Regions from separate parts of the Homo sapiens genome. Here region 2 is linked to region 1. A link is a contact called in ENCODE Hi-C data. All regions are on one chromosome and are shown on one strand. Each heading gives the region's core, a stretch centred on a gene start or an enhancer-like site at or near the end of the contact. The rest is flanking DNA. Distances are from core to core; before and after follow the strand shown. Region 1 overlaps LOC105373712 (a long non-coding RNA gene). Region 2 overlaps LY75-CD302 (LY75-CD302 readthrough).

Evidence for each region. Hi-C counts contacts between places; a loop is a spot of excess contacts on that map. Pooled maps may share reads with other maps.
Region 2: a map of B cell shows a loop between it and region 1 (6-fold over the local background). The contact joins two enhancer-like sites. A Hi-C loop is called at or near these places in 1 of 168 maps with a recorded cell type or tissue (B cell), 2 of 37 single-sample maps with no recorded cell type and 5 of 50 pooled maps.

Annotation. Positions count from the first base shown.
Region 1 is chr2:157,467,333-157,470,513 of GRCh38, reverse strand. All of the region lies in intron 3 of LOC105373712 (a long non-coding RNA gene), which reads left to right. Among named protein-coding and RNA genes, the nearest start is that of CYTIP, 25 kb to the right of the region's middle. RefSeq lists an enhancer at 1,154-1,373. Within about 2 kb of position 1,438, at least 8 of the 41 ENCODE cell types and tissues checked have a DNase peak (open chromatin) inside an H3K27ac peak, as active enhancers do; they include B cell, where a contact is called at or near this core.
Region 2 is chr2:159,877,743-159,880,923 of GRCh38, reverse strand. LY75-CD302 (LY75-CD302 readthrough) reads left to right here. Exons shown (of 38, transcript NM_001198760.1): 9 at 1,555-1,665; 10 at 2,203-2,291; 11 at 2,431-2,600. It overlaps LY75 (lymphocyte antigen 75), which reads left to right. Exons shown (of 35, transcript NM_002349.4): 9 at 1,555-1,665; 10 at 2,203-2,291; 11 at 2,431-2,600. Among named protein-coding and RNA genes, the nearest start is that of LY75, 25 kb to the left of the region's middle. Within about 2 kb of position 1,648, at least 3 of the 41 ENCODE cell types and tissues checked have a DNase peak (open chromatin) inside an H3K27ac peak, as active enhancers do; they include B cell, where a contact is called at or near this core.

The DNA.
Region 1 (3,181 bases), core at 189-2,688:
CCCTGGGAGGCTAAGAATAGAAGCTGTGGTTAGCCCCAGACTATGGGCTAATGGGGCTGTATTTCTTGTTGTTTTGAAGTAATGTGAACCTCAGTGCCTTTTCTGTTGAAGCAGTCTGTGTGCTAATTACTTGTGATAAAAGGGTGCTTACAAGATATCAACAAGAGTCCTTGGCTTGTTATCTGAAGATGGTTTCCTTTTCCAAAATGAGGGGGAAATGGTCTGGAAGACCTGGAGCTGACTATGTTTTATCAACATGAGTTGACTATGTAAATCCTATGTACAGCTTGTTTGCTGGTGATTTAAACCAGCGTTTAAAAGTCCTGGATAACGGTTGTCACAGAATTCTTGTAGGTGATTTTTTTCCTCTTTCAAGAACTTCATATAGAGTTAATTAGGAACTCTTCATGCCCTTATACAATTCAATTTAACGTATCACTAAGAACTTCAAGTATGTAATTTGTATAGCCCACTCTTCATATTCATTAAAATTCACATACACATTTGTTCATATTCACTGCACAGTGATGGAATCAGAGAGGTTTTGTTATTTAGTCACTCTCTTGGTTTATTTAATCTCACTGAGTTTATGCCAAAAGGGATTTAAAGTGGCTAAATTAATAAAATTCAACAAAGTATTCCTGACCACACAGCATTTCTCTATTTTTTGGAAGGTTTTTCCTTCTAAAAAATTGTGGAGGTAAAGAGTTTTCTTATATTTTGAGTAGGTGAAATCATCCTCAAGTTGAAGAAAAGAAAACAAAAATTTTTTCCTGAAATGCCAGAAATTTGCATGGGGTAAAACACCTGGTTCGTAAGAAAAAAAAAAATCAAGCCCAGACATCCTTACCAAGCTGAAACAATATTTCATGTTTCTAAGATACTTGGGTGAGTTAAACCAAACAGGAAGCAGCAACAGAAGTCCCTGAATCAGAGAGGAACTGATCATTACTCATTTGACTTTGCAAGCAGAATGATGACACCATTACCCTGAAATCTAAAAAACTTAAAATAACTCCTTGTCAATTATGAAAATACTTACGGTTATGGTCTTCTGTCACGTAATCTCATGGGCAATTTCAACTTCTCCCTATCCCTTAGACTACTCCAACCCTTCATACTTCTAGAACTAGATCATGTTTTTGCAAACTTTTTAGAACATGGAACACTTTGGGGGAGAAGAAGGCTGAATCACCCCACTCGATCTTTTAAGTGACTTAGCCCACCCTAAATAACTTGAATGCGAAACCTACACAGGAAAACAAGTGAAAAAATTGGTAATTCTTTTACATAATTGAGATAATGTCTAGTTTCTTAAAATACAGGGAGAAGCTAAACATTAGATGTCAAACTATCGTAAACACAATTTCCTCGGCCACCTATGGATGACAGTCATCTGTAATACACAGACAACTTGTCACGCCCAGTGAACACCCTGAAGAAGGAGAAGCAGAATGGGGAAGTGGGATGGAGGTTTTAATTTCATGGTCTTTTGTGTTTTGGAAAATGTAAGTCAATGTGGCATTTGCAGAAGTTATCACATTGTTACAGAGCCAAATTACACCTTCCCTTGCCATTGTATCTAAAATGCTGGCTCCTTTTTATTCTTTGATATAAGGAGAACAAAAGGTATTTCTCCTTAAAGTAACAGTCAAATTTTGCCACTTGGGGCCCTGTGTTCATATGCCATGCCAGTGCTCAGCAGCTCCAGGTTTCTTAGATATTTTTATTAATTTTTATTGAGTGCTTACTATTGTGTCAGGTAGTCCTACAGAACTTTAATTTCCACAAAAATCCTATGAGGTTGGCACTGTTTTTTACATAGATGTGAAACTGAGACACAGAGATAAAATGCAGCTTTTCCCAACAACTTGGTTGCCTACTGTTCTCAAGGGGTATCTAACGTGTAGTACTCATGGGGTGCCTATAGGACTTGTTTAGCCTTTTTTCTCTTATTTTACCATTATTTTGAAACTTTAAACTGTTTTTGAAGTTATGAAGTAAGTACGTGTATAAAACCAGGATTAGAACATACAAAGAGACAAATAAAAAGAAGTCTTCCTTCCCTAACAACCCAGGACTACTCCACAGAGGTAACTATTTTTAATTTTATGTATTAGAAATTTTCTATGCCTAAACTAGATATGCATATGCATACACATTCATTTTTATGTATGGATCAATTAAGGTACATGTGTCGTACCTTGACATGGTTGACGCATCTGTGAACATGCTTGTCTCCCTGAATTCACTGTAAATTCTGAAGTCATACTATGTGTACCATTCTGGTTATCTGCTGTTAAGTAACAAATGATCCCAACACTTAGTGGCTGAAATTAACATTTATTTTGCCCACAGACCTGCAGTTTGAACAGGTCTTTGCTGGAAAACCTCATCTTTGCTACACTCAAGATCAGCTGGGGTGGTGCAGGGATTAAGGGCTGGAATCATATGAAGGCTCAGTTGCTCACATGTGTGGTGTTTGATGCTGGCTTTCAGTTAAGTCCACAGGTGACCCTGCGGCTAGAACACCTTCACGTGGTCTTTCCATGGAGCTGCTTGGCTTTCTCAGAGTATGGTGGCTGGGTTCCCATCAGACGCCCATCAGAGCAGGGCCTGAACAACTGGTATCATTGATGTTGGCCCTCTGACGTTGAAACTAGGCCTGTAACACCAGCTGAGGTCTGCTGTTGAAGAACACATCTGAGCAAGCATAGCAAAGTAGGCTGTGCATATGAGAGATGTGGAGACAGGGTGGAAGGTCATACTCATGGATTTGTTTTGGAACTCATCCGGTTATGTCTTATTTTGTCTTTCTTATTCCTCTGTATTCTCTTCTGTAATGTCCTTCTTACTGTCACACTCAGTTTCCAAGTCAGCTCTCAGCCTCCTCCATTCCCTGGATATTGATACACTTGTTCTCTCCTGGCATCACATCACTTTAACTGATAGCCTGGAATCAGCCCAACCTGGCCCCTGGCAATACATCAATTCCCAGCATCACACACATGCATTCCCTTGTAGGTCTTCCCTCATGGGGGTCTTCATTTGGCCATTCAAGCTCCAAGGGTTCTACTCTCCTTCCGAGTTTGGCTCCAATAGTGTTAGAGTAAACAATAGGTAATAATGTGTTTACAAGGGCTTAGAATCAGAGACACTATTGAAGAAGACCTTCTTCTGC
Region 2 (3,181 bases), core at 399-2,898, 2.4 Mb before region 1:
GGGCCGCACAGCAGGAGGTGAGCGGCGGGTAAGCAAGCATTACTGCCTGAACTCCGCCTCCTGTCAGATTGGCAGCAGCATTAGATTCTCCTAGGAGGGTGAACCCTATTATGAACTGCACATGCAAGGGATCTAGGTTGCACTTCCTTGTGGAACAGTTTCATCCCAAAACTATCCTCTTCCCCACCCTCTGTGGAAAAAATTGTCTTCCACAAAACTGGTCCCTGGTGTCAAAGGTTGGCAACAAATAATCTAAAGTCTAGACTGTCTTTCTGGTAGCTACTTTAAAAAGGTAAATAAAAGCAATTACTAAATAAGCAACCCATATCCTATCTGAGAGCATCTTTTCTGGTCTCAAACAGATACAGAGAATCCCTTTAGAACTCACATTCTTGTGCTGACTGATTCTAGCAACCTGCTTTCTCTCAGGACCAGGGCCTGCACCCACCTTTCTGCCATCAGTGTGATATTCGGCAGATAGCCACAATTTAACCTGAAAAATCCCATCTTCCAAATTCATGTTCAGATTGTTTTATATCGATACTACTTTGAGAAGTAAAAAAATGGTTTTATTTAAAAACTAGGCCTAACATTTTTCAGAAACCACCTTACTCCTATAGAATGCTTAAACATTTTTTGAACATCTTTTACTTAATAATCCAAAATAGGCTGTGTCTTGAGCAGAAAAGATATATGTACCTCTACGTTTTGTTTGTATCACTTTCCTGTGGACCCCTAATTGGTTATGAAAGTGACTGTGTCACTCAGACATCTAAAGAGACTTAAGTGGAAGCAATAAATATTATGTGTATTTAAAAGAAGTTTAGAAAGGTGTCACATTTGATGCTCTATTTAAAAGGACATCCAACATGTCTTTAGAAGAACATCAGAAATGGAAAAGTGTTCCCATGGGCAAGAGTGAATTGATGGCATACCTAGACAGCATTCCAATGTTCAAAACTGACCCTTATCACAATCGACTTATTAGAATTTAATTCAAACAAAGCAAAGTGACGTAGTCAATTAAGCAAATTAATGTTAAGTAGCATATATGAAAGAGAGAATTTTGAAGTCCAGATTGAAGTAGAGTTGAAAGAAACTTTTGACCTAGAATTCATGGAGAATAGCTATTTTAGCCACCATCATCATTTTACACGTGAGGAAACCGAGAAAGGGAGGTTGATGATGTACCTAAAAGTTTCAAACTTTGGCTATGCCATTCTAGTCTAGAAGACTAGAATGCTGGAACTGTGGGCTGAGTTCTTCTCTCTTCAACTTTTATACTAAGTGTGCTTTGATGGTTTTATTGCTACTCTTATAAGAAAATGAAATTTATCCACACTGTGACCTGGAGGTGATGCTGAGGTAACTGGCTGTGAGCCATCACTTTGCAGGCCTGTTGAGTAGCATTTTCTAGGAGTGTGTTCTCACATTTGATAATTCACTTATATTCATTTCTCTCTCTCTGTCTCTGTCATAGTTTTTGTGAGTTCAGTTCTGAATATGCGGTAAATAATTTCCTTTCCAAGCAAATGTTTTTGTCTCCTTTCAAAGCTAGGTCAGTGGAAAGTCCAATCATGTGAGGAGAAACTAAAATATGTATGCAAGAGAAAGGGAGAAAAACTGAATGACGCAAGTTCTGATAAGATGTGTCCTCCAGATGAGGTAGGTAAAATCCCTATGTAAATTTTCTCAAGCAGTATTACAACTTCTTGGTTAGAAATGGTAGCTGAGACTTAAATAACTCAGACTTATAAAATAGAGGAAACTACTAGCTTCTGTTCATTTAAGTTAGAACAAGCCAGAAGGCAGTGAGTCATAGCATATTGGCCTTCTTACAGAAGCAGAAACTTGAAAATTTCTATAAATATTTGTAGAATTACTATCCTCAAGGCTGATGTCTTTACTTCCCCCACTAATATCAATATTCAAAAATAATTCATCCAGTGAATATTATACTCTTATGATGAGCCAGCCACCCATATGAGAAGTAACCCATACTTTTTGTCTGACACAGGCCCACAGTCTTGTGGAGGTTATCTGTGAAATTGCATCCCACCCTCATCACATGTATGATTTCAATAGCCATGTCCTCAATTTCCACAAGTTCTAAGACGTTATCAATGTAGCAGAAACATGCTTGCCAGACGGGACACCATCAAGTCTGGAAAAGAGTTTGACAATATTTTTCCTCTGACTTAGGGCTGGAAGAGACATGGAGAAACCTGTTACAAGATTTATGAGGATGAGGTCCCTTTTGGAACAAACTGCAATCTGACTATCACTAGCAGGTGTGACCATCAGTAAACTTGTACTCATAAACTTTCAACTCTGAATTCTTTTGCCAAACAGTCTTCCTAAGTAAAAGGTGCATCTTCAAATAGAGTCAATCATTGTGAAACACTTGCCAATTTGATTCTCCTTTTGTAGATTTGAGCAAGAATACCTAAATGATTTGATGAAAAAGTATGATAAATCTCTAAGAAAATACTTCTGGACTGGCCTGAGAGATGTAGATTCTTGTGGAGAGTATAACTGGGCAACTGTTGGTGGAAGAAGGCGGGCTGTAACCTTTTCCAACTGGAATTTTCTTGAGCCAGGTGAGTGTCTTAATCTTTGAAGTAGTAGTATACTGTGACTAGTGAAAGGCAGCACTCCTCCCAAAGATGTTCCTCACTTACTTTTGAAATGTGAGGGACATGATGATCTTCAGGATTGGAGTCTATCTATGGAACCATAAATAGAAGCAGTGGCTATGTCTTCCCTATTATGTCCTTGGGAATAATCCAATGAAAGAAATTCAAAAACTTAGTTCTCCCAAACCACCATCTAATGGCTCAGAGCTAGAAGCACCAGTGTGAGTTTTTAAAATCTTTTCCATGTAAATCTCAAATAGAATCTAGAAGCTCCCGTGTGAGGCTCTTTACATTTTCATCTCTCTGCTTCTTAACCTATTTTCAAAACTGAATGTGTTTTCTTCCATTATTCTCAATGGGTAAGAATTATGGAGGCTATCTTGTATTATTTATTTTGTTTTTGTTTTTGTTTTTGTTTTGAGATGGGGTCTCACTCTGTTGCCCAGGCTGGAATGCAGTGGTGTGATCTCGGCTCACTGCAACCTCTGCCTCCCAGGTTCAAGTGATTCTTCTGCCTCAGCCTCCCAAGTAGCTGGGATTACAGG